Linked DNA regions of Homo sapiens: region 2 is linked to region 1. Evidence: read pairs that join two places in POLR2A ChIA-PET (ENCODE). Cell type or tissue: HepG2. All regions are shown on one strand. Links, peaks and the distances in the headings refer to the core of each region. The heading gives the core; the rest is flanking DNA.

Evidence for each region. Peaks named below come from ENCODE experiments on the same cell type or tissue, not always from the same donor. Only the 100,000 strongest peaks of a DNase experiment are listed, where the experiment ranks them.
Region 2: POLR2A ChIA-PET joins it to region 1 with 5 read pairs; 2 of 35 experiments call an interaction of 5 or more read pairs at or near these places.

The regions. Positions count from the first base shown.
Region 1 is chr16:88,498,700-88,510,916 of GRCh38, forward strand. All of the region lies in intron 3 of ZFPM1 (zinc finger protein, FOG family member 1), which reads left to right. It also overlaps LOC107984890. Among named protein-coding and RNA genes, the nearest start is that of ZFPM1-AS1, 26 kb to the right of the region's middle. RefSeq lists enhancers at 9,734-10,239, 11,250-11,753. In HepG2, for the core only: a CTCF peak has its summit at 6,958 (motif pointing left); DNase peaks (open chromatin) are centred at 5,552, 6,362, 6,842 and 10,022; H3K4me3 peaks cover 323 bases.
Region 2 is chr16:87,930,850-87,943,066 of GRCh38, forward strand. It overlaps CA5A (carbonic anhydrase 5A), which reads right to left and starts at 5,680. Exons shown (of 7, transcript NM_001739.2): 1 at 5,460-5,680. The coding sequence starts at 5,601. In HepG2, for the core only: no CTCF peak of the experiment used is centred there; a DNase peak (open chromatin) is centred at 5,812; H3K4me3 peaks cover 3,434 bases.

The sequences.
Region 1 (12,217 bases), core at 2,297-10,296:
CCCCTCTAATCTGGAGTGATCGCAGGGGTGAGGCAGCAGTCAGCTCAGAGCCTGAGGCCCCATCACATTGGGCCTGCGGCTGCAGAGGGTGGTTATCTTGGAAACTGAGTTCAGAGGTCGCAGGCTCTGGCTGGCCTGACCCTGGGTCGTTGGCGTGGACACCTTGGCTGCCCCTGGCCCTGAGCCTTCCCATGACACCCTTCCCTCCCCTCTCCCAAGCACTGGCCCCAGGCCTGGGTGGGGGCTGCACCCGGGTCCTGCCTGCACCACCAGACCCCAGGCCTGCCTCTCCACGCAAGGCCCTGTGGGCGGAGCCCCTGGACAGGGTTGAGCTTGGGGCCAGAGCCATCTGCAGCCCCCGAGGCCGGCTCCCCTTCCTTCATCCCCAGCTCCCCAACGGCCCCCGTGGCTCCCCCATGACCAGGCTGCCGGCACCCTGGGGCCTGGCTGACCTCCCGCACCCACCCCAGCCCTGGCCATACAGAAGCCGCCTCCTGAACCTGGCCCTGACTTCAGCCTCCACCCCGGGAAAGTCACCTGGGCCTCGAAGTCCCGAAATCGCAGGCAGAGCCGGCACTCACTCACTCCCTTGTACTTCCATTTATTGAGCACAAGCTATGTGCCAGCCCTGTGATAGACAGGGGGATGCAGCGTGAGGAAAACAGACCTCCTCCAGAGCAGCCGCGGAGGAGAAGAGAGCAGTCGTGGGGGCCGCGCAGCGGGTGGGAGACGCAGGCCAGGGCAGAGGAAGCCGGGTACAGAGGCCTGGGGTGGGGCCGGCCCAGCTGACTTTGGGAGCAGCGAAGGGGCCAGGGGGCAGGCAGGACCGCGCACGTGGACAGGGCGGAGCCTGGTGCCTAGCAGGCTGGACACGGAGCAGGTCTGCGTGCAGTGTGGGGGACCCCACCTGGGTGGCCCCTGAATCCCGCTGGCTGGGTGGAGGACGGCTCAGGGGCAGACAGAGGGAGATCTGAGAAAGGGCTTGGCTGAAGTGGGCAGTGTCCCCATTCACAGATGGGAAACTGAGGCCAGGAGAGGTGAGGTAGCCACCCCACCCCCATGCTGGGGAGGGGCCGAGTGGGCACAGAGCCCACAGGCCTGCCTCCCAGGGAAGGGCCCAGGCCCACCCATCCAGCCTCTCCGGGTCCAGCCCCCAAGTCCCGTGGGCTCCCCGGCCCCTCCTCGGCCCCATGCCAGCAGAGGGTGAGCGGACAGTGGATGCCCCATGAGGAGCGCAGCCGGAGCCCTGGGTCTCCAGCCATCCTGGTGGTTGGGGGGCGGGGGCCGGGCCTGGCTGCCTGCCGTGCTGCCCTCTGGCCTCACCACCTTCCGGGAGAGGCTATCTGTGGCCAGGGCAGCCTATCTCGGCCGCAGGCGCTAATCAAGCTGGCTTCCTCCTCCGCCCTCCCACCCGGCTTCCTGCCCCGGCCATCCCCCACCACCAGCCCCCACCCAGGCCCCGCCGTTGCCCTACCGGCCCCTCCCAGACATCTCGGGGGCAGGCCCACCAGAGTCACCTGGGCGAGCCCCTGGAGCCCCGGCTACTGCCCAGAAGCTTCCCTCCTTGCCCCTCCTGGGCCTGCCGCATGGCCGGGGACACAGCCAGCTCCCCCCATGAGCTGGTGGCCTCGTCAGGAAGACGGCCACAGGGCGCTCTTGGGAGGACCCTTGGGACAGTGGGCAGGCGCTGGGCAAGCCACAAGCGTGTCGCTGGCAGCTGCTGCCCCAGCTGCCCTTGTTCCCACCACTACACCCGTGTCACCACCAGCGTGGGCACCGTGACTGTCACTAGCACAGAAACAGCGCTATTAGAGAGTGCTGCTGCTGGCCTGGCCGCTGTCACCTTGCTGGTGCTGTCGCTGTCACTCTGGGTCATTCTGTCACCTTGCTAGGACTGTTGCTGCCAGCAGTGCTGTTGCCGTTACTGGCACCAACCCTCCCGCTGGCACAACGGCAGACTCAGCTTCCAGGTGTCACCTCTCTCACCGCAGACCTGGGGCCTGTTGTGCCCTGTTCTGGGCTCAGGGTCCTCATCTGTGAGACGTGGACAGGACAGTTCAGGCTCCCTGGGGCTGCTGGGGCAGGGCAGGGCCCACAGTTTCTCTTTCCCAGCAAGTCTGCGTGGTCAGCTCGGATCTTGGCCACCCTGGGCTGAGCCAGGTCCTGGGCACAGTGCTGGGTCCCTAGACGGCACCTCGGTGTCCTCACCTGACCGACAGGTACAGCGGGCCCTCCCTGTGGGGGTGCAGCCTTGGCTGGGGATATGTCAGGGTCTCTAAGGCTGGCCCCTCCCCACACTGGCCTGACTTCTCCACCTCCTCCTGCCCAGGAGGGAAACTGAGACACCACTGCTGGTGATGGAGGTAGCGGTCATGGATGCGGGGGCCCTCCCGCAGGTGCTGGTGATGATGGAGATAGCAGACATGGATGCGGGGGCCATCCCGCAGGTGCTGGTGATGATGGAGATAGCAGACATGGGTGCGGGGGCCCTCCCGCAGGTGCTGGTGATGATGGAGATAGCGGGTGTGGGTGCATGGGCTCTCCCGCAGGTACTGGTGATGATGGAGATAGTGGGCCTGGGTGCGGGGGCCCTCCCGCAGGTGCTGGTGATGATGGAGATAGCAGACATGGGTGCGGGGCCCTCCCGCAGGTGCTGGTGATGATGGAGATAGCAGACATGGGTGCGGGGCCCTCCCGCAGGTGCTGGTGATGATGGAGATAGCAGACATGGATGCGGGGGCCATCCCGCAGGTGCTGGTGATGATAGAGATAGCAGACATGGGTGCGTGGGCCCTCCCGCAGGTGCTGGTGATGATAGAGATAGCAGACATGGGTGCGTGGGCCATCCCGCAGGTGCTGGTGATGATGGAGATAGCGGGTGTGGGTGCATGGGCTCTCCCGCAGGTACTGGTGATGATGGAGATAGTGGGCCTGGGTGCGTGGGCCATCGCGCAGGTGCTGGTGATGATAGAGATAGCGGGTGTGGGTGCAGGGCCTCTCCCGCAGGTGCTCTTGATGATGGAGGTAACGGGTGTGGGTGCCGGGCCCTCCCGCTGGTGCTGATGATAATGGAGATAGCGGGCATGGGTGCAGGGCCCTGCCGCTGGTGCTGGTGATGGAGGTAGTGGGCGTGGGTGCAGGGCCCTCCTGCCACTGCTGTTTGCCATGGGATCAACCCCAGCCCGCGAGGGGGCTCCTGGGCCGATGAGCAAACTGAGGCCCAGTGAGTTCACGTGGTTCATCCGAGGTGGAGACCAGGCCGGTGAGCCCTGACCTCCTGACCCCAGCCCTGCAAACGCCCCAACCCATGGTTTAACACTCCTAGTAGCTCCTCCACCCCCGACGCGGCTCCACCCGCCCCCCCCCATTTATTTATTTATTTATTTATTTATTTATTTATTTATTTATTTATCTCTCCTCCTTCTCTGCGTGTAACTTTTTATTTCCTCACTGCGCTTTTCCATTACAGCGGCCGTGGACGCAGCTGATAAGATCGGTCCCCGGAGATGGGACAAAGGGGCCGCCATCGGCTCGAGGGCTGGTCATATCCTGCCCGAAAGGGCCGAGCAGGGCCTGAGATGCGGCAAGATGCTATCTCGGGTTTATTGCGTCTCGTGAGGGTGCCTCCCACCCCGGCCCCCCGCCCTCTCCCGCCCTGCCCAGGGGCCCGGGCGCCGGGCACTCAGGACCCACCTCTGCCCCATAGGCCTGACGCCTCTGTGCTTGCCCCTCCATGTCCCCCAACCCCGTCCCTGTGCCCTGTGGGCCGCCCGGGGCCATGGACAGGGTCTTTGGCCCCAGGTTCCCATCTGGATCCACCCTGGAGTCACTGTAGGTCTTGGGCTTGTCCCCAGCCTCCCAGAGCCCCACTGTCCCTTCCCGTCCAGTGCTGCTGGAGGCAGTGGCCTTGGTGACCCCCCCTAGCCGAGGGTCCCCACCTCGCAGGTCGGAGCCACCCGGTCCGGGCTGCCCCAGCGCCAGCAGCTGCTGCTTCCCTTGACTCAGCAGTTGGCTCCTGGGAATTTATCCCAGAAAAATCATCCCGGCATGGGCGGGCTCAGGTCAGCATGTCAAAGATGGCAAGCCATTTATTTTTTTAAATTTTTGCTGTCTTGCCACGTTTCTTCCAGAGAAGGATGTTCTAAGGGCAGCAGAGGCCACGTGGATGCCCGTTTGTGGGTCTCTGCACACACGGTGGCCGGACGGCAGATCCGGGGCTGCCCTCAGAGCGCTCGCCACCCCCACCCGCCTTTAGCTGTCGTTCCTCCAACCCCACCAGCCATGAAGGCCCCTCAGGGCTGGAAGGCTGTGTGCGGTCTCTTCGGCAGGTGGGAGGTGGCAGGGGCGCTGCTCCGCGGGGCAGGGTGGGTGGATGAGCACGGCGCCCCTGGGACAGGAACCCCCACTGTAGCACAGTGCTTGATTCAGGGGCCAGTGGGGACCCCCGTGGGTCCTGAGCAGCGGCACAGGGGAGGGAGCTGTGTCTGGGGGGCCACGGTTCCTGAGTGGAGGGATCTGTGTCTGGGGAGGGGCCCACGGTTCCTGAGTGGAGGGATCTGTGTCTGGGGGGCCCACGGTTCCTGAGTGGAGGGATCTGTGTCTGGGGAGGGGCCCACGGTTCCTGAGTGGAGGGATCTGTGTCTGGGGGGCCCACGGTTCCTGAGTGGAGGGATCTGTGTCTGGGGGGCCACGGTTCCTGAGTGCAGGGATCTGTGTCTGGGGGGCCCACGGTTCCGGAGTGGAGGGATCTGTGTCTGGGGGGCCCACGGTTCCTGAGTGGAGGGATCTGTGTCTGGGGAGGGGCCGGCCTGTTCTGCCTCCAGGGCTCCTCCTGCTTCCTGGTCTTTCCCACCCTCTGCCTGGCCTGCATCTGACTCACAGCCAGCTGCCTCTCTGTGGAGCCAGGTCCTCTCTGACCTCGGTCTTCTCATCTGTGTTGGGGTGATCGGTGCCATGGCAGCACCCTCTGTGGCTTCCCATAAAATCACACGTGACTTTTAGAAGAGGAGACACATTCACAGTTCACGGAAGCACCTTCTGCCTCCGGGACTCACATGGGGCTGGGCTCACCCCGGGGCACAGGCCCTGTACCCCAGTTAGCGCCTCGGGCTGCCAGGCAGATCTTGGGCTCCCGAGGCCTCAGTCTCCCCCTGGTTAGCACCTCCTCTGTGGAGGTGACGAGCCTGAAGGGTCAGTGAGGGCTCAGGGCAGCAGCCTTTTCTGGAAGGGACTTTTCCATTCTTGGGGGTAGCAGTGTCCTGACACTCTCGGTGGGTACCAGCGTCCTCACCAGCACCTGCCTGGGTGTCCATGGCTGCCCTCAGTGGGGGTGGGTGCCTGCCAGGCTGGGTAGATGGTCTCGCCCAGGGCTGAGGCAGTACCCTGGGCCCTCACTCACCCTCTCCCATTTATGAAGCACAGACAGAGTCCCCAGGGGGCAAATGAACAGGCTGAGCAGGGACCTGGTAGGAAGAAAGGGCCCTCAGCGGCATCCAGACCCTGGAAAAACGGGGCAGAGGCCAGGGCGCCCAGGCCGATAGGACACAGATAAGGTAAAGAAAATATGTTCTGTGCAAACAGCTTATCTGACATCCTGTTTTCAGCCACCAATAGGACAAGGCAAGGCTGGGGAGAGCCAGGGACCCCCACCCCAGTTCTCAGGCCTCAGGGTCCCCAAAGACCAGACTACTAGGACCTGGAGGCAAATCAGCTCCCTCTCCCCACTTCCCAGGCGGGAAGACCAAGGCCCAGGACCCAGGGTGTTTAGCCTTCCAGAAGCCCAGAGAGGCCGCCAATCTCCCAGCTTGGAGGTGACATGAGGCTGTGGCTTTCAGACTCCTCAGCCCTGGCGAGGTGCCGCAGAGTGGCAGAGACACCGCCCAGGGTGCATGGAGAAAGAGCACCTCGCTGGGCCCCGTGCACAGACCCCTTAAGGGTACATGGAGGGACATGGCCCCCCTGTGTACCGTGGCGCTCTGCCTGCCAGTCCAGCTGCCCCAGACGGGGCCAAGGTAGTGGTGTCTGAGACCACAGTCCCCAGAGAGCACCATGGAAGGGGTTCAGACAGGCAAGACCTGGCTCCGAGCTGTCCTCAAGGCCTCTGAAAGGGCAGTTCTGGGCCTGAGCACTGCCCCACTGCCCCTGTGGGGCCAGGGCCTTGCCCTTTCCCTTAGAGACACCCCCTCCCCAGGACAGGCCACTGGGCCTGCAGGTGCGAGGGCCCCCAGGTCCCTGCAGGAGAGCTGGGCCCCACCCTGCCCTCCTTGCTATTCCCAGGCGGTCCCAGCTCTGCCATTAGCTGGGGCCAGGGTTCAGCCCGATAAAGATGGGCTGTTGTTCTGTGTCAAAAAATCAATAATTGCAGCGATGTTCCAGGCGATAGGAAGACAAGTTCACAGGCACCAGCTGGCGGGTGGGCGGGGCGAGGCTGGGGGCTGCAGCACCTGGGGCCGGCCCTTCCTGCCTCTCCCTCGCCCGGTGGCTGACGCAGCTGCTCTACAGTGGACGCCAGGCCCAGGCTTGGCCAAGCCAAGCCATGGCCCCTGAGCCTGCTGCTCCTTACTGCCCGTTTGTGGAAGGGCAGCCCAGAGCCAGCTAGGGCCTCGGCGAGGAGGCCAGTCCCTCCCCAGGGTCCTCTGGCTGGGTCTTCTCCCAGGCGGTGGTGCCCTCCTCCTCCAAACACAGGCACTCAGGTCCACGGTGTCCCAGTGCCTTGGGGACACAGCCGTTCAACAGCCGGCCCTGAGGGGCTGACAGTCCAGCAGGAAGACAGAGTTAATGAAATCAAGACCTCTGCCCCCTGGTGCCCTCAGGAGGTGGTGAGCACTCTGGGGACCTGGGAGGCAGGGAGGAGGTGGGAGGGGCCGGCATCGCCCTCCGCACGACGGCTTCCTGGGGTCCTGGCACGGTGCCATGTGGGCTGGCCCTGAGGCATCACCATACCTGGCATCTACCATTCCCTGGAGCCAGCACCCCCTGCCGTCAGCTCCCGGGAACGCAGCCCATGCCGCCTGTCTGCTGACCCCACCCAGGCCCCCTGCGATGTGGGTCCTGAGCACATCTTGGCAAGGAGACCACCGTGCTGGTGGGCGGGTGCTTGGAGGATGGGCACATAGGGCACGAGGCCCACCTCTAGCAGAGAGAGAGCCTCGGCAGGTGCAGCCGCCGGCAGGGCCCCCCCATGGGGCTTTCCAACCACGTGCTCACCCCAAGGACAGGCACCCCCCGCACCCCCAGCCCCCCACAGCCATCCACAGTGAGTGCAGGGTCTGAGGGTCTCAGGAAGGCAGGTTCTGTGGTTCGAAGCCCTTTGTTAACCTCTGGCCTGGGGTGAGAAGAAAACCCTCATCCAGGAGGCCTGGGGCTCTAGGCCAACCCCACCCTGGGCTCTCCACTGGCCTCCAGGGTGCTCTGAGGTTTGTGGCCCAGCAGAGGCCAGGCATCATGGCCAGGAGGCCAACAGGGGCCATGCCAGGCAGAAGGCAGAGGAGACCAGGGCAGGAGGTGGGGAGACCAGGGGCAGGGGCAGGGAGACCAGGGTAGGGTTGGGGGGCACCAGGGTCAGGGGGCAGGGAGACCAGGGCAGGGGTGGGGGGGCACCAGGGCAGGGGGACCAGGGTAGAGGAGCTGGAACCCTCCCAGGAGGTGATGGGCCTGGGGTCTTCTAGGGCAGGGCGCTGGGGGGCCTTAGGCAGGCCCCTCCTTTGTTTCCCCTCAGTGAAATAGACTCAGGTCTTGTGCTGGGGCTTAACTGCAATGCTGGGCACACAATAACACAGAATAATCCAGAAAGGACTGAATGGGGGCGGGCGGGCAGGGCAGGTTGTGCACTGAGTGTGCGTCCGCAGAGTGGTGGCCATCACTGGGTGTGCACGGGGCACAGCTCTGAGGAGCAGAGCCATTTCCCCAGTGTGGCCAGAGGGCCCAGACGTATGTGACATCTGGTTTTTCAACAGCAAAGCTGATCCATTTCTCTACCCATCCTGGGTGTGCAGCTCCCAGGCTCCTCTGCGCCTCTCCCAGACCCAGCCCTCCTGCAAGGACCTGGACCCTCTGAGGGGCGCTGGGGGGACCCAGGAGGAGGCAGGGTGGGAGCCCTCATCAGGCCCCCAGAAGCCAGGCTAATCTGCAGAGCCCTCGAGTGGCTTTGTCTCCAAGCTCTGGTGCATCCATGGCTCCCGTCACCCGCGTCTCATCCGCCTGCGGCTCCGTCTCCCTTCTCGCTAGCGCATGTCACGTTGTTCCTTCCATCTCGGCTGTCCCGAGTGCCACAGCCGGGGCCACTGCTGCGAGTGAGGGCTACGGTCCTGCTGGCCTTTCCAGGTGGCCTTCTGCCTGCTCCGCTCGGCGACTCCTATCTGTGAACGGGGAAGGGGCTTCACGGAGGGCCCACTACCCAAGGGGTGGGATTCACTGCAAGTGGGGGTATGGCCTGGGCTGCAGACATGGGTTTGCGATCAGAGGACCTGGGCTCGACTCTCCCATGCCACTTGCTGGCTGTGTAACCTCCGACGTGGCCCCCAGCTTCTCAGGCCTTGCTTTTCACAGACGAGAGCAGGAGAAACGGTCCCCATCATCCCCCGAGCTCTTGGCCTCACCCCCTCAGCACCATGTCCCCGCCTCCAGAGCTCAGAGATGGGAAGCTGAGGTCTGCCCAGAGGTGCCATGGCCATCAGTGACCCAGCCAGGGCTGGAGTCAAGCCTGGGTCCCTTTATGTTTCTTGACTTGGCATTCAGGTGTGGCTTGATCCAGGGAACACACTGACTGACTAGTGCCCCATGGCTCTGGTCTCCTGGTCCTAGACCTGGGCTGCCTGGGTGTGTCAGCCTTCTCCATGCCCTGGCAGGTTGGCTGGACGGGGTATGACTCAGAGGACGGTGCTCAGCCACTGTCCATAGCCTGGGTTGGGTCTTGTGGATTCTACAGGCCTGAGAACACCAGCCCCCATGGGAGATGCCATCCAGCTCCGGCAGATGTGGGCCTCGGGGAGAAGTGGCAGCCCTGAGGGGCCCGCATGGCTGTGGGAAAGGCCCCCTGCAGAGAGCCAGCTGCCCAGTGTACCCTGACCTCACCCATGCACCCAGGCATTCGGATGCTCACAAGGGACCCTTGTGAGGCCCCTCTGCAGATGGGCCCAGCCCCACAGCCCTCCTGGGAGGATACCCTTCCCCAGGCCATCCTGGGCTCCACTCGGGGGCCTCCAGCAGCCACTCCCTCCTCTGGGCCTTGGTTGCCCCATCTGTAAACAGGAACCTAAAAAGGGGATCACAGGAAGGGGCCCAGTGGGTCGAGGATGTGTGAAGAAGTTGCTGGTGGGCCGGGCACGGTGGCTCACACCTGTAATCCCAGCACTTGGGGAGGCTGAGGTGGGCAGATCATTTGAGGTCAGGAGTTCAAGACACGCCTGGCCAACATGGCGAAACCCCTTCTTTACTAAAAATACAAAAATTAACCGGGTGCGGTGGCGCGCACCTGTACTCCCAGCTACTCAGGAGGCTGAGATGGGAGAATCGCTTGAACCCGGGAGGCGGAGGCTGCAGTGAGCCGAGATTGCACCGCTGCACTCCAGGCTGGGTGACAGTGCAAGATTCTGTCTCAAAAAAAAAGAAAGAAAAGAAGTTGTTGGACCCCCAGCCTCGTCCCCCATGCATTTCTCACCAGGCTTGGGTTTGTTCCCAGCCAGATCTTGGGAGGATCACATGTGAAGGAGGCCATGACATCCACACAGGACCACCCTTTCTACTGCCCAAGAGGCTTCCGTGGCTGCAGAGCAGGCCACAGAGTCCAACCACAGGCCTTGGGCTCCACGTGGGTTCCCCTGGTCTCTCCTGGGCACAGGCCCATCCCGACGCTCACTCTGAACCTCTCCCAGATGTGGCCTTCGGTGCCTGCCGTGGGCCCTGGTTGGTGAATCCTGGGAACCAGGGCTCTGCCTCCCGTAGGTGGCTGCAGCACACAGAGCCAGGGCCTGCTACTGAGGCTGCAGAGGGGACACAGAGTTTGCGCGGAGGTCACGGGGTGGGGGAGGAGCTACTTAGCCTCCCCCCTCCCCTTCTGTCGCCTCTCTCTGTCCTGGGGCCTCAGCTGCCACCCAGATTACGGGCTTTTCCCCCCAGGAGGGTCTGACTTTGGAGCCGGTGACCTTGGGCAGGTCACCTCACCCCCTGTTAAATGGGCTCCAGGTCCTCAGGGGCCCCGCGGGGTTTGCCTGCGTGGGAACCAAGCACAGGTGATCAGCAAGCGAATCCGCACGCGGCGCGTCATCGTGGACAGAGGGGCCGGCTTGCCCCGCCCCACGCAGCTGACCCCTGGCCACCCCGGTCTGCCTCCCGTGTGACCCTGGGGAGCCGCTCGCCCCTCTGGCCTCGGTTTCTGTGTCTGTACAGGATGTGTTGGAAGCTGGTGTTCTCGGGGCCCACGTGGTCTGTGCACCAGCCTCACCGCCAGTCCGCTGACCCACAGAGGCTTCCAGAACCCCGTCAGCCTGGGGTTTTTCCTTCCCTCCCCCTCACTCCTTTTTCTTTCCTTTTTTGTGACTTTTATCAAAAGCAAACAGCATGATCCCTGAGACAGGGCCGCTCCCAACAAAGCTGGACCCAGCTGGCCTATGGGAGCCACAGGGCGGGGCCGGGCGGAGCGATGGGGCCGATTAGATAAGTGGGTGCTGGGGTGACCCCACGGTGGGCACCAACCACAGAGCCCACCATCTGGGGTGGCTGGACTTTGCACTCCCGAGACTACCAGCCATTAGGCACACAGGGAGGCTGGCCCCTGGAAGGCGGGAAGGCCAGCTGTGTGCAGGAGGGGCCCCGGTTCCCGGACGTCCGCAGACTCACAGGGTGACGCCTTCACCTGCCTCCTCAAGTCAGAGCTGTGAGCCAGCCTGCCAGGGCCAGGGCTCAGGTGGAGAAACAGGCCTGGGGAGGCGGGCGGCTGAGCAGAGTGGGTTCAGGAGCAGGTGGAGAAACAGGCCCAGGGAGGCGGGCGACTGAGCAGAGTGGGTTCAGGAGGCAGAAGACCCTGGGTGTAGCCTTGGATCCTCTGTCAGAGAGCAGCTTCAGGGTCTGGTCTCGGGAGCAACTGCCCTCCCTGCTATGTGACCCCCAGCTGCTTGCTGGAGTCTCTGGGCCTGTGGGATGGGAGCAGACGCTCCTCTACCGGCTTGCTGCCACACGCGCGTCACGGAGGGGGCCACGGTTCCTGCGCTGGGCACTGTTGGCCACGTTGTTGAGGGAGGCGACAGGGGCCTCTGGGGCCTCGGGGGCAGAGCCAGAGCCCAGGGGTGAAGGCCAAGTCCCAGGGGGCAGCCCTGGGCTGGGCCCCAGGCCTTAGGATGCCCACCTGGTGCAGCTTCTCAGCCCATCTGGGCAGCTAGGAGAGAGAGAATAGTGCTGGCTGCACCGGCAGACACACCCCCTAACCTCACGGCACGAGCCCGAGGGAACGTCATGCTGGCACCCCCTTCTCCATATGGGTAAACTGAGGCTCAGAGCACACACAACCGCTGGCAAGCTGGGCAGAGGCAGGACTTGGCCCCAGGCCTGTGGATTCCAAACCCCAGCTCTCCCTCCCCAGGCACCCCCAAAAGGCCCTGGACCCTGGCCAGACCCACCGGGCTCCCCTCAGCCAGGTTCCCCACTCTGTGGGGTTGGCTCAGCCAGCAGCGCCAAGCTCTGCCTGGTCCTCGGTCCCCCACTGCTTCCATCCCCATGGGGTGTAATCGGAGGGCTTTAAGACCCATGTGGACCTTTCAATCATATAAATATGCAATGGCTGGAACTTCTCATTTGGTTCCTCGCAGATGCCTGGGGGTGAAATTGAATCCCAGCACAGCGTGTTTGTTCTGGAAATGGCGTGTGCAGTCTTGTTTGCCTGAATAAATTAGTCCTTGTCCCAGTGCTGTGCCTGTAGTGGCGGCCCCATTCCCCTGGCTGGGCTCACCCATGCGGCCTAGGTCCCGCCCCCTCCTCAGGAGACCCGTCTAGAGATGGGGAAACTGAGGTCAGAGCAGGAAGAGTCAGCCACGGGGCCACCAGCCGCTGCCTCCCACCTCAGCTCAGAAGAGCCCTGGGGCTCTGGTTCAAACCCACCCACCCACTGCCTACCCTTGGGCCAGTTGCTTAACCTCTCGGATCTGTCTCCCCCATGTACGTTGGGAGGAGTAACTTGAGCACAGCTGGAAAGAATCCTCACAAGTCCTGCTGGGCCTGGCTGAGG
Region 2 (12,217 bases), core at 2,036-10,035, 570 kb before region 1:
CCTGCCTCAGCCTCCCAAGTAGCTGGGGTTACAGGCATGTGCCACCACGCCTGGGGAATTTTTGTATTTTTAGTAGAGACGGGGTTTCACCGTGTTGGCTAGGATGGTCTCGATCTCCTGACCTTGTGATCTGCCTGCCTCGGCCTCCCAAAGTGCTGGGATTATAGGCGTGAGCCACTGCGCCCAGCCTGGATTTTTAAAGAGAAGATAGAAATACAGATGTTCAGGTAGGGTGTCCCAACGTTCAGGTGTTGTCAAGTAATTTTTTTTTTTTTTTTTTGAGATTGAGTCTCACTCTGTTGCCAGGGCTGGAGTGCAGTGGCGTAATCTCAGTTCACTGCAACCTCCGCCTCCCGGGTTCAAGTGATTCTCCTGCCTCAGTCTCCCGAGTAGCTGGGATTACAGGTGCCTACCACCACGCCCGGCTACTTTTTGTATTTTTAGTAGAGACGGGGTTTCACCATGTTGGCCAGGCTGTTCTCGAACTCCTGACTTCGGGTGATCCACCTGCCTCGGCCTCCCAAAGTGCTGGGATTACAGGCATAAACCACTGTGCCTGACCTTGCCAAGTAATTTTTTAAGTTTTACACATTGTGCAGTGGGGAAGACACATCTGTGGGCCAAAACCCTGGCGGCTCTCCCCACTCACTCTCCGAGTTACCTGGCATATTATTTACCACCTTCTCCCAGTCTCAGTTTCTATATCTGCAGGAAGGAGAATAAGGGAGTAGAATCACAGCAGCTTTGCTGAGAAGATAAGCTCGCTGGCGCTGGGGAAGGCCTGGAGTGCCTTCCCACGCATGATAGACGGGGAGGATGCATTTCCCTGCCCCTGCCTTACAGCCCAGCACAACCCTGCGGTCACACACAGAACTCGCTAAGTGCCGGAAAGCAGTGACTAAGCCGGCGCTGGGAAACAGTGGGCCCTGCGGCATCCTGCAGATGCGTTCTGTTCTCTCTCACGCGATAGACAACTATGGACGCGGGAGCCGGCGGCCACAACAGGGGCCTCTGTCTGTGTGTCCTTTGTCCCAGCATCTGCTTTAATTCAGAACGACACCAGCAGCCCTGAACTTCCATTGACTGTTCTCTCCAAAGAGCCTCTCTGAGGCTGGGCGTGGTCGTGCCTGCCTGTAATCCCAGCTACTCAACTACTTGGGAGGCTGAGGCAGGAGAATCACTTGAACTCAGGAGGTGGAGGTTGCAGTGAGCTGAGATTGCGCTATTGCACGCCAGCCTGAGCAACAAGAGGCAGACTCCGTCTAAGAAAAAAAAAAGCCCCTTTGAGGCCTCACAAATCTCCCTTGCATCCAACGGGAAGCAGGATTGAGTGCACTCTACCCCCCCTCCCACGGCCGCTGCCTCCAGTCCTACCTGCCGGGCAAGGGGCATTTAACATGGCTACACAGACCTGAATGTAGACAGAACCCTAAAGCCACTGATGCCACAGAGGAGGTGCTCATCTAGACCAGAGACGCAGGCTTCCCTGGCTCACAGAGACACAGGTTGTGGGAAGAGCGGGTAATTTTAGGTTCTGTTTGCTGAGCTGCACCAACGGGCCCACCAACAATGAAACACCCGCATTGAACTCAGCGTGTGTCACCCAACAAAAGGGCTCATTGCCACCTGCACGGAGGCGACGCCACCTGGATGCTGAATAGGCTTCCAATCTCCACACAGCCGACCCTGGTGCCCAGCAACGTAGGTTCTGTGCTAATTCCAGTAGGGCTCCAATGGGAGGCAATACAAATGTTATCCTCTTTTTCAATCAGTCAACAAATATTTACAGAGCTGCTCCTATGGGTCAAGCCCTGGCCCAGGTGCAGGGGACATGGAATCAAAGACGCCAAGTCCCCTGCCCCAGGAGGCCAGTATTTGCCCCTAATTCACACGGGCGCAGTCTGGAAGGAGACCCCATCTCCCCGATGCATTCTCAGTCTCCAGGTTTGATGGTGGTTCAGCAAATCTCAAATTCCTTCCCCCTTGACCTCCATGGGAGGAGCTATCCCCTCCCCCATTGTCACTAGGCTTGGCCACCTGGTGACCTGCTTTGACCACTGGGACATTAGCAGACATGACGTGAGCAGTAGCTTGGAATACATGGGCACCGCTGGCCTCGCCCTGTGAGTGCCTGCCCTCCGCCGTGAGAAGAACAGGCCTCAGGTGGCTGCGAAGGGAGGATGAGAGATGCAGTGAGCAGGCCTGCACCCACCCAGAGTGGGGAGCCCAGCCCAACCACGGTCAGCCCGGGGGGAGCCAAATGCAAGAAGACTCACACACACCTGAGCAGGAAATAGCCAGTAAAATGTCCAAAAATGTGCAGCAGTGTGCTGGTTGAGGTTTAATAAGCCGTTCTCCCAGGAATTTAGAATCTTTGATTTCTAGGGTTTGCCAATGACTGTGGTGTAAATACTTTCACCATGGCCAATTTTAAGTTACCAACGTAACGTTGCTGATCACACACTTAGGAACAGATGGGCACTGCCAGTGCACACCCTGAAACATGACTAGAAAACATTAAATGATCCCTAAAATTATTTTTTCTTAGACAGGGTCCTGCTGTGTAGCCCAGGCTGGAGTGCAGTGGCCTGATCAGGGCTCACTGCAGCCTGAAATTCCTGGGGTCAGTGATCCTCCTGCCTCAGCCTCCCAAGTAGCTGGGATGATAGGTGTGTGCCACCATGTCCAGTTAATTTTTTAATTTTTTTTTTTTTTTAGAGATGGGTTCTTGCTATGTTGCCCAGGCTGATCTTGAACTCCTGTGCTTGAGCTGTCCTCCCACATCAGCCTCCCAAAACAGTGCTGGGATTACAGGTGTGAGCCCCCATGCCTGGTTCTAAAATTATCACTGAGCGTTTTGTAACTCTTTGACTTTTCTCTCAAGGCCAAACCACCAGTGATTTTTCAATAATTTTTAGTAACAATATTCTTTTTCCAAGTGAAATAATCTTCAGAATGCCCATAAATAAAACACCGACATAGAAGGATGAATTCCTTATGATGTTCCAATCTTCTCTGCTTGGCAGAATATTCTGCTCTTTGTGGAACTCTGAAATGATTTGGCAGAGCCCTCTGTTCACTGGGAACAGGTTGAGGACCATGGTGTAAATGGATTTAGGTGCCGATACAGAATATGACTCTCTCTAGCACACGATGTAAGAGGACATGTTGCCACAGTAAGAAATGGAATGCTACCTGCTGCCCACTGACAGGGAAATGCTTAAATAGACACAGGGCACCCACCGCTGCCTGTGTTAGCAACAGCAGCAGCTGGCGTCTAGCAAGGGCTTCCTGGAGCCATGTGCTGTCCCCAGCCTTTGCAGGCCCCACCTCGGACCCTTCTCCCAACGACACTGTGCCGTAAGCACCATTATCAACCCCCTGTTACAGACGACAAAACCAAGGCTGGGGGAAGTTAAGAAAGTCACAGAGGGGACAGCTGGGCGTGGTGGCTCACGCCTGCAATCCCAGCACTTTGGGAGGCTGAGGCGGGCAGATCACCTGAGGCTGGGAGTTCAAGACCACCCTGAGCAACATGGAGAATCCCTGTATCTACTAAAAATACAAAATTAGCCGGATGTGGTGGCGCATGCCTGTAATTCCAGCTACTCGGGAGGCTGAGGCAGGAGAATTGCTTGAACCTGGGAGGTGGGGGTTGCGGTGAGCTGGAGATCGCACCACTGCGCTCCAGCCTGGGCAACAAGACAGAAATTAGTCTCAAAAAATAAAGGAAAGTCACAGAGGGGCAACAGCCATAGAGCAGTGGGGCCAAGATTCCAATCTAGGCAGGCTAGCGCTCTTGACGGTCGTACTAAGAATAAAAAAGGGGGGTGGGTGCAGTGGCTCACGCCTGTAATCCCAGCACTTTAGGAGGCCGAGGCAGGTAGACCACCTGAGGTCGGGAGTTTGAGACCAGCCTGGCCAACATGGCGAAATCCTATCTCTACTAAAAATACAGAAATTAGTTGGGCGTGGTGGCACACGCCTGTAGTCCCAGCTACTTGGGAGGCTGAGTCAAGAGGATCGCTTGAACCCAGGAGGCAGAGGCTGCAGTGAGCCGAGATCGCACCACTGCACTCCAGTCCACAGGTGTGGACCCCAACAGGAGGAATGAGTGTAGCTCACTCAGAGTCTGGGGTGGGCCAGGCTTTCTACACGCATCGTGTCATCCTTCCATGGCCCTGGAGAGAAAGTCTGGCCACCCCCATCTCGAGATAAGGACACAGAGGCTTGGGGGTGAAGACCTGCCGAGGCTCCACCTCAGCAAGCGTCAGTCGGACTGCATGCCTGGGGTCTGGCTCCTAAGCCCATGCTCTTTCAATGGCCCAAACATGGAATGCATGGAAGATTTCAGTTAGAAGAGAACTTGGCAGCTGCCAAAGCAGGCTCTCATTCTACGGAGGAAGCACCTGAGACCCAGAAAGAGGAAGGGCCTCGTTCAAGGTCACAAGGCACTGACCATGAAGCCAGGAGGGGCTGGCACGGGGCAGTTTCTTGGCAGAGCTGGCTGAGTGGTTTATTTGTTACAGGTTTGCTTGAAAGCGTTCTCTGCCGAAGAGTTTAGGAGCGATCGTGACTGGTTAGTGCAGCCCATTCCGCCGGGTCTGGATGGTGAGTCGTGCCAGTGTGTCCCGTGCGAACACGGACTACCCGCCTGCTCCCAGCATCTTGCCCTCCCCAGGACCCCTGAAACGGAGGCTAAATGATTCACCCAAGGTCACCAAATACAAGAGAAACGGAGTGTGGCCAGGCGCGGTGGCTCACGCCTGTAATCCTAGCACTTTGGGAGGCCAAGGTGGGTGGATCACCTGAGGTCAGGAGTTCGAGACCAGCCTGGCCAACATGGTGAAACCCCATCTCTACCAAAATACAAAAAATTAGCTGGGTGCAGTGGCGGGTGCCTGTAGTCCCAGTTACTTTGGAGGCTGAGGCAGGAGAATCACTTGAACCTGGAGGGCAGAGGTTGCAGTGAGCCGAGATCATGCCATTGCACTCTAGCCTGGGCAAAAGAGCAAAACTTCATCAAAAAAAGAAAAAAGAGGGCCGGGCGCCGTGGCTGATGCCTGCAATCCCAGCACTTTGGGAGGCTGAGACAGGCGGATCGCGAGGTTAGGAGTTCGAGACCAACCTGGCTAACACAGTGAAACCCTGTCTCTACTAAAAATACGAAAAATTAGCCAGGAGTGGTGGCATGCACCTATAGTCCCAGCTACTCAGGAAGCTGAGGCAGGAGAATCGCTTGAACCCGGGAAGTGGAGGTTGTGGTGAGCTGAGATCACGCCACTGTACTCCAGCCTGGGCCACAGAGCGAGACGCCATCTTAAAAAAAAAAAAAAAAAAACGGAGTGGAAATCTGAACCCATCTGGCTCGGGACGGTCTCTCCTCTCTCCTCTCGAAAGACCCCATCAGCTAAGACAAGGATCCAGTCGCATCTTAGGAAATTTGAGGCTCTACTTACAAGTGTTATTGCTGGTTTGCCATGCACAGGAACGCTGAGAACACCATCGCCCTGGCCTCATCGAACGACTCCAGAGAGGGGCCCACATCTGCTCAACCAAGAAGGAGAAAGCTGAGGTCTTCCAAGTGTTCCTCCCCAACATCTTGGGTCTGTTCCCACTGACTCCAGTCTGAAGAGGGTGATGTTCCCTGCTGTCTGTTCTCACTTTGATCAGGACCACTGTGGACTGGCGTGTACCCACCTCTTTTTGTAGAAACTCATCCCAACCCCTGAGCCTAATGGTTAAAGTTCAACCCATGCCTTTCCCAACAGGGTGGGTCCACAGGGATTAGTGGCCTCTGCTGGGGACAGGCCACTCAGGTCACTGGGCTTTGATCTGGCAAACAGGAGCACAAGTCTGCCAGGGAGCTAGAAAAACTGTACGGTGGGGCTGCGTGAGCACCAGGGGATTACGCGGGAGGCGGGGGCGAGTGGATGAGAGCAGAGTCCCTGTTTCTTTCATGGGGTTGACCGTGTGGTTTGGGGCTCCGGGACACTCAATACCAGGCACAAAGCCATGGTGTGCATGTGAGGAGGGACTGGCAGGCAGGCTCAGAAGTACAGGAATGGGACTGGCCAAAGCGCTGCTGGGTAGACAGGCCAGGGGAGCAGGGAGCTTCTGTCCACCCACCAGGGCTCCTGAAGTCATGGAGTCCTTGCTTGCCTTAAAATAGGTGCGATTTGATTCATTCATCCTCCCCGGAAGCAAGATGCCCTGTGGCTTCGGACACTTCCAGGTCATGCCTGCTGTCTTGGCATAAACATTAACAGGGCCACCTTTCTTTCTTTCCTTTTCTTTTTTTTTTTAGACAGAGTTTCACTTCTGTTGCCCAGGCTAGAGTGCAATGGCGTGATCTCGGCTCACTGCTACCTCTGCCTCCCAGGTTCAAGCAATTCTCCTGCCTCAGCCTCCTGAGTAGCTGGGATTACAGGCGCCCACCACCATGCCCAGCTAATTTTTTGTATTTTTAGTAGAGATGGGGTTTCACCACGTTGGCCAGGCTGGTGTTGAACTCCTGACCTCAGGTGATCTGCCTGCCTCGGCCTCCCAAAGTGCTGGGATTACAAGTGTGAGCCACTACGCCCAGCCTCTTTTCTTCGTTTCTTTTCTTTTCTTTCTTTCTTTTTTTGAGATGGAGTCTCGCTCTGTTGCCCAGGCTGGAGTGCAATGGCGTGATCCTGCCTCACTGCAACCTTTGCCTCCCAGGTTTAAGCAATTCTCCTGTCTCAGCCTCCTGAGTAGCTGGGATTATAGGCACACACCACCACAACGGCCAATTTTTTGTATTTTTAGTAGAGACGGGGTTTCACTGTGTTCCCCAAGCTGGTCTCGAACTCCTGAGCTCAGGCAATCCACCCACCTCGGCCTCCTAAAGTGCTAGGATTACAGGCATGAGCCACTGCGTCCAGCCTCTTTTCTTTTCTTTCTTTCTTTCTTTCTTTCTTTCTTTCTTTTTTTTTTTTTTTTTGAGGTGAGGTCTTGCTCTGTCACCCAAGGTGGAGTGCGGTGGTGCCATCATGGCTCACTGCAGTCTCAATCACCCAGGCTCAAGTGATCCTCCCTCCTCAGCCTCCCAAGTAGCTGGGACTATAGGTGCATGCCATTATGTCCAGCTAATTTTAAAAATTATTTGTAGAGGCAGGTTCTCGCCATGTTGCCCAGGCTGGTCTTGAACTCCTGGGCTCAAGCAATCCTCCCAGAGTGGCCTCCCAAAGTGCTCGGATTACAGGCATGAGCCACTGCCCCTGGCCTGGTACCTCCCTTCATGCCCAGGGTCCACATGGGTATGTTAGCTGGTCACTCTAGCCAGGCAGCTGGTGATATTTGCAGACGCCAACCCACAAAGAACCTTCCTTTGGGTCCTTTGAGCGGCACAGCAGTTTATTCACCCAGACACCTTTTACCTGTGAAATGGAACCCATGGGATTGGGATGCACCAGTTTGTGACTTCTTGTTGTTGTTTAAACTTACAATCTTTTAGGGGGCAGGGCTATCATAACTTTTCATAGAATCCTGGAATCTTAGATCTAGAAAACCCTACAGAACACAGGTGTTGAAATGCGAGTCCACTTGTAGGCTCCTGAAAGCCCAAGAATCCCACTGAAATCCCCCACACAATGGATAGGGTCTGCGGCTTTCGGCCACTGCTCTGGTGGGCCCAAGAGTTTGCTTGCATTTGTTTTGAGCAACAAAAACCAAGTCTGGATGATATGTTCTCTCCTTCCCACACAGTCATGGTGGAAATGCACCCACTCTTGGGAAGTCTGATTCATTGTCATTCATTCATTGACCCACTCACTCATTCATTGACTCACTCACTCACTCATTGACTCACTCACTCATTCACTCACTCACTCATTCATTCACTCACTCATTCATTCTCTCACTCAGTCAATCATTCATTCACTCATTCATTCATTCATTCACTCACTCATTCACTCACTTATTCATTCACTCACTCATTCACTCATTCACTCATTCATTCACTCATTCACTCATTCATTCATTCACTCATTAATTCATTGGCTTTTGCCTCCATTTCCTCATCTGTAAAGTAGGGAAGATTCTAGGATTCCATCATACACGATAACACTCTGTCGAGCTGTTGTTGACACAAGTGATGTCCTTAGAGCGGCACTTTCATTGCTGCAGGCCAAGCTCCCACCCCAGGCATTGCCAGCCCCATGTGAGCAGGGGCATCTCCTGAGTACACTCACCTGGGCAGCCGATGATGCCCCACAGGCTCCTGGGGCATGTCCTCTGCCATCCTCAGCCGTCCTGCCCTCTTCAGCCTGCCCAGTTTAGGTTGACTGCGTTGCAGCAGTACCCGTGGGCTGGGGGTCTCCCTGTCTTCCTCATCTCCCTGCTGCCCCATGGCAGGACTCTGCTTTACTTACAAAATATCACCAGCCCCAGTGTATTAATCAGGGTTCTCCAGAGAGACAGAACCAATGGGATAGACAAACAGATAGATAGATTAGAGAAAGAGAGAGAGAAAGAGATGATAGATAGATAGATAGATGATAGATTAGAGAGAGATGATAGCTAGATAGGTAGACAGATGACAGACAATAGATAGGTAGATAGATAGGTAGATAGATGGTAGATAATGGATAGATGAAGAAAGATGATTGGTAGGTAGATAGATGGTAGGTAGATGAGAGCTAGATGATAGATGACAGGTAGACATGTTACCAGATGGAAAGTCTTAACTTCGAGTTGTCCAGGTTCTTGGTGTGTTAAAGAATTGAGCAAAACACACAAACAAAGCAAGAAAAGAACAAGCAAGTGGCTCAAGAACCCTGATTACCATGTTCTTCAGGGTTTTTATTAAGCTAAAAGAATTTGGTAACACCCCCAGGTGCCCTTTAGAGGGCTCCAATTGGTTACATCCTATGAAGGATTGGCCCCTGACCAATCAGAGGCAGAAGTGGAGGCTTCTGTTCTGTTACCGCAGTAGTGAGACTGTGGCCCGTGTGCCGCCCAATCTTGCCTGGAACCGGCTGCTCCTGCTGCTCTTTTGCTTCTGCCTTAAACCTGGGTTACCCTCATTCCCTATTCTCCCGCCTCAGGTAGGTGATAGATAGAAATAAAGAGATAAATGATAGGTAGATCGATAGATAGATAGATAGATAGATAGATAGATGAATGAGAGGACATTAATTAGGGGAATTGGCCCATATGACTATGGAGGCTGAGAAGTTCCAGGACAGGCCACTGCAAGCTGGAGACCCTGGGGTGCTGGTAGCATGGCTCAGTCCAAGTCCGAAGGCCTCAGAACCAGGGAAGCTGAGGGTGTAACTCTCAGTCCAAGGCCAAAGGCCTGAGAACCCTGGGGCAGAGGGTGGCATTGGTGTAAGTCCTGGAGTCCCATGGCCGGGGAGCTGGGCGTTGTCCAAGGGAAGGAGAGGAAGCGCACGCCCCAGTCCGGCAGATGGACAGACACATTCACCTTTTCTCTGTTTTTGTTCTCTCTGGGTCCCAGCAGATTGGATGGTGCCACCCACATCCAGGTGGAACAGGAATTAAAACAAATTAAAGAATATGTAAGCAGAAACTCAGTTGTATGTAAGAAAACCCAATTCCCCCTGAGAAAGAGAAAGTGCTGAAGTCCTTTAAAATTAACTGCCTGTTTTTCTGTGGCTAGTGAGCCTTCTCTCTCCCTTTCCCAGGCATTGCGAAGACCCTGTTTCTCTAGCCGTGCAGCTGCAAGGTCATAAACAGATAAACTCAAGTCGCAACGCATGTTTTTCCTTGAAAAGTAAGAAATGATGTAACGCATGTCTCAATTAATTGAATAACTGTCTTTGTTTCTCGCTTCTGCAACGTGCTTCCCCCTACACAGATCTCCCTCCACCCCACGAAATGCTTAAAAGGTAACTTAAGCTCTTTGTTCAGGGCTCAGTCCTTTGGATGTTAATCCGACTGGGCCGGTGCACCTAAATAATAAATATCTTTTTTTTTTTTTTTTTTTTTTTTTTTTTGAGACGGAGTCTCACTCTTTCGCCCAAGCTGGACTGCAGTGGCGCTATCCCGGCTCACTGCAAGCTCCGCCTCTTGGGTTCATGCCATTCTCCTGCCTCAGCCTCCCGAGTAGCTGGGATTACAGGCGCCCGCCACCATGCTCGGCTAATTTTTTGTATTTTTAGTAGAGACGGGGTTTCACCATGTCGGCCATGATGGTCTCGATCTCCTGACCTCGTGATCCGCCCGCCTCGGCCTCCCAAAGTGCTGGGATTACAGGTGTGAGCCACCGTGCCCGGCCGGTTAGCAGTTTCTTATGGTTCTTTTTGGGAATTTCCATATCAGAAATCTCTTACATATGTATTCTCTTTTTAAATACAGGAAATAATTATGTATAGAGGATATGTACTTATAGAAACACATATATATGCCACCTACTAATTTATCCGGAATAATTTTTATATCAGTGTATATAGCTCTTCCCTTCTTTTAAAGAAATAACTACAAAATATTCCACTGACATATTACCATAATTTATTAAATTACCTCTCTTATAGATGGTGTACATAGCTCTTCTTTTAAAGAAATAACTACAGAATGTTCCACTAAAATAAGTACCAGCTGGGTGTGGTGGCTCACGCTTGTAATCCCAGCACTTTGGGAGGCCAAGACGGGTGGATCACTTGAGGTCAGGTGTTCAAGACCAGCCTGGCCAACATGGTGAAACCCCCGTCTCTACTAAAAATAGAAGAATGAGCCGGGTGTGGTGGCGCACGCCTGTAATCCCAGCTACTTGGAAGGCTGAGGCAGGAGAATCACTTGAGCCTGGGAGGCAGAGGTTGCAGTGAACTGAGATCGTGCCACTGCACTCCAGCCAGGGTGACAGAGCAAGACTCTGTCTCAAAAAAATAAAAATAAAAATAAATATATATATATCTCATAATTTATTAAATTAATTATCTTACAGTGTTTTTCCTTTTTTTTTTTTTTTTGAGACAGTCTTGTTCTGTCGCCCAGGCTGGAGTATAGTGGTGCGATCTAGGCTCACTGCAACCTCGGCCTCCCAGGCTCAAGTGATTCTCCTGCCTCAGTCTCCCAAGTAGCTGGGATTACAGGCATTGCCCACCATACCTGGCTCATTTTTGTATTTTTGGTAGAGATGGGGTTTCACCATGTTGCCCAGGCTGGTCTCGAACCCCTAGCCTCAAGTGATCTGCCCGCCTCGGCCTCCCAAAGTGCTGGGATTGCAGGTGTGAGCCATTGTGCCAAGCTGTTTTTCTAGTTTTTATGGTTTTTTTTTTTTTGGTCTTATAATTAACATTGCACTTGGCCAGGTGCAGTGGCTCACGCCTGTAATCCCAGCCCTTTGGGAGGCTGAGGCAGGCGGATCACCTGAGTTTGGGAGTTCGAGATCAACCTGACCAACACGGCGAAAACCCGTCTCTACTAAAAATACAAAAATTAGCCGGGCGCAGTGGTGGCACCTGTAATCTCAGCTACTCGGGAGGTTGAGACATTAGAATAGCTTGAACCCGGGAGGCGGAGGTTGCAGTGAGCCGAGATTGCACCATTGCACTCTAGCCTGGGCAACAGAGCAAGACTCCGTCTCAAAAAAAAAAAAAAAACCCTGAAAAACAAAAATCAAACAAACAAAAAAATTAACACTGCACTGAATATCCTTGAATAGAATTCCTAGGTTTGACATACATAGGTCAAAGGGTAAATCCACTGAACTGCTGATAGATGTGCCAAGTTACTCAGGCAAGGGATTGTGCTCTCACCTGCTCACCTTGTATTCTGGGCCAAAATGTCTTATATGTATCCAACCCAACACTTCCTAATTTCTTAGTTTCTACCTCCCACAGAAAACACCGTATAGTCTGTAATTTTCTGCCAGAGTTGAAAATTTCTCATGCAGAGTCATGATGGTAACTTTTGTCAACCCGGCTGGGCCATGGTGCCCAGATATTTGGTGGACCATTATTCTAGATGTTTCCATCAGTGTGTTTTTTGAATGTGATTAACATTTATACCTCAGTGAACGTTGAATAAAGCAGATTACCTTCCACAATGTGGGTGGCTCTCACCTAATCAGTTGAAGGCCTTAATAGAACAAAGACTGACCTCCCTCCCTATTCCCCCAAACCCCCTCTCCCACCCCCCATTGAGAAGGAATTCTGCCAGCAGGTGCCCTTTGGACTTGAACTGCGACTCTCTCGTCAGATTTGGGGCTTGTCAAGCCTCCCCAATTGCA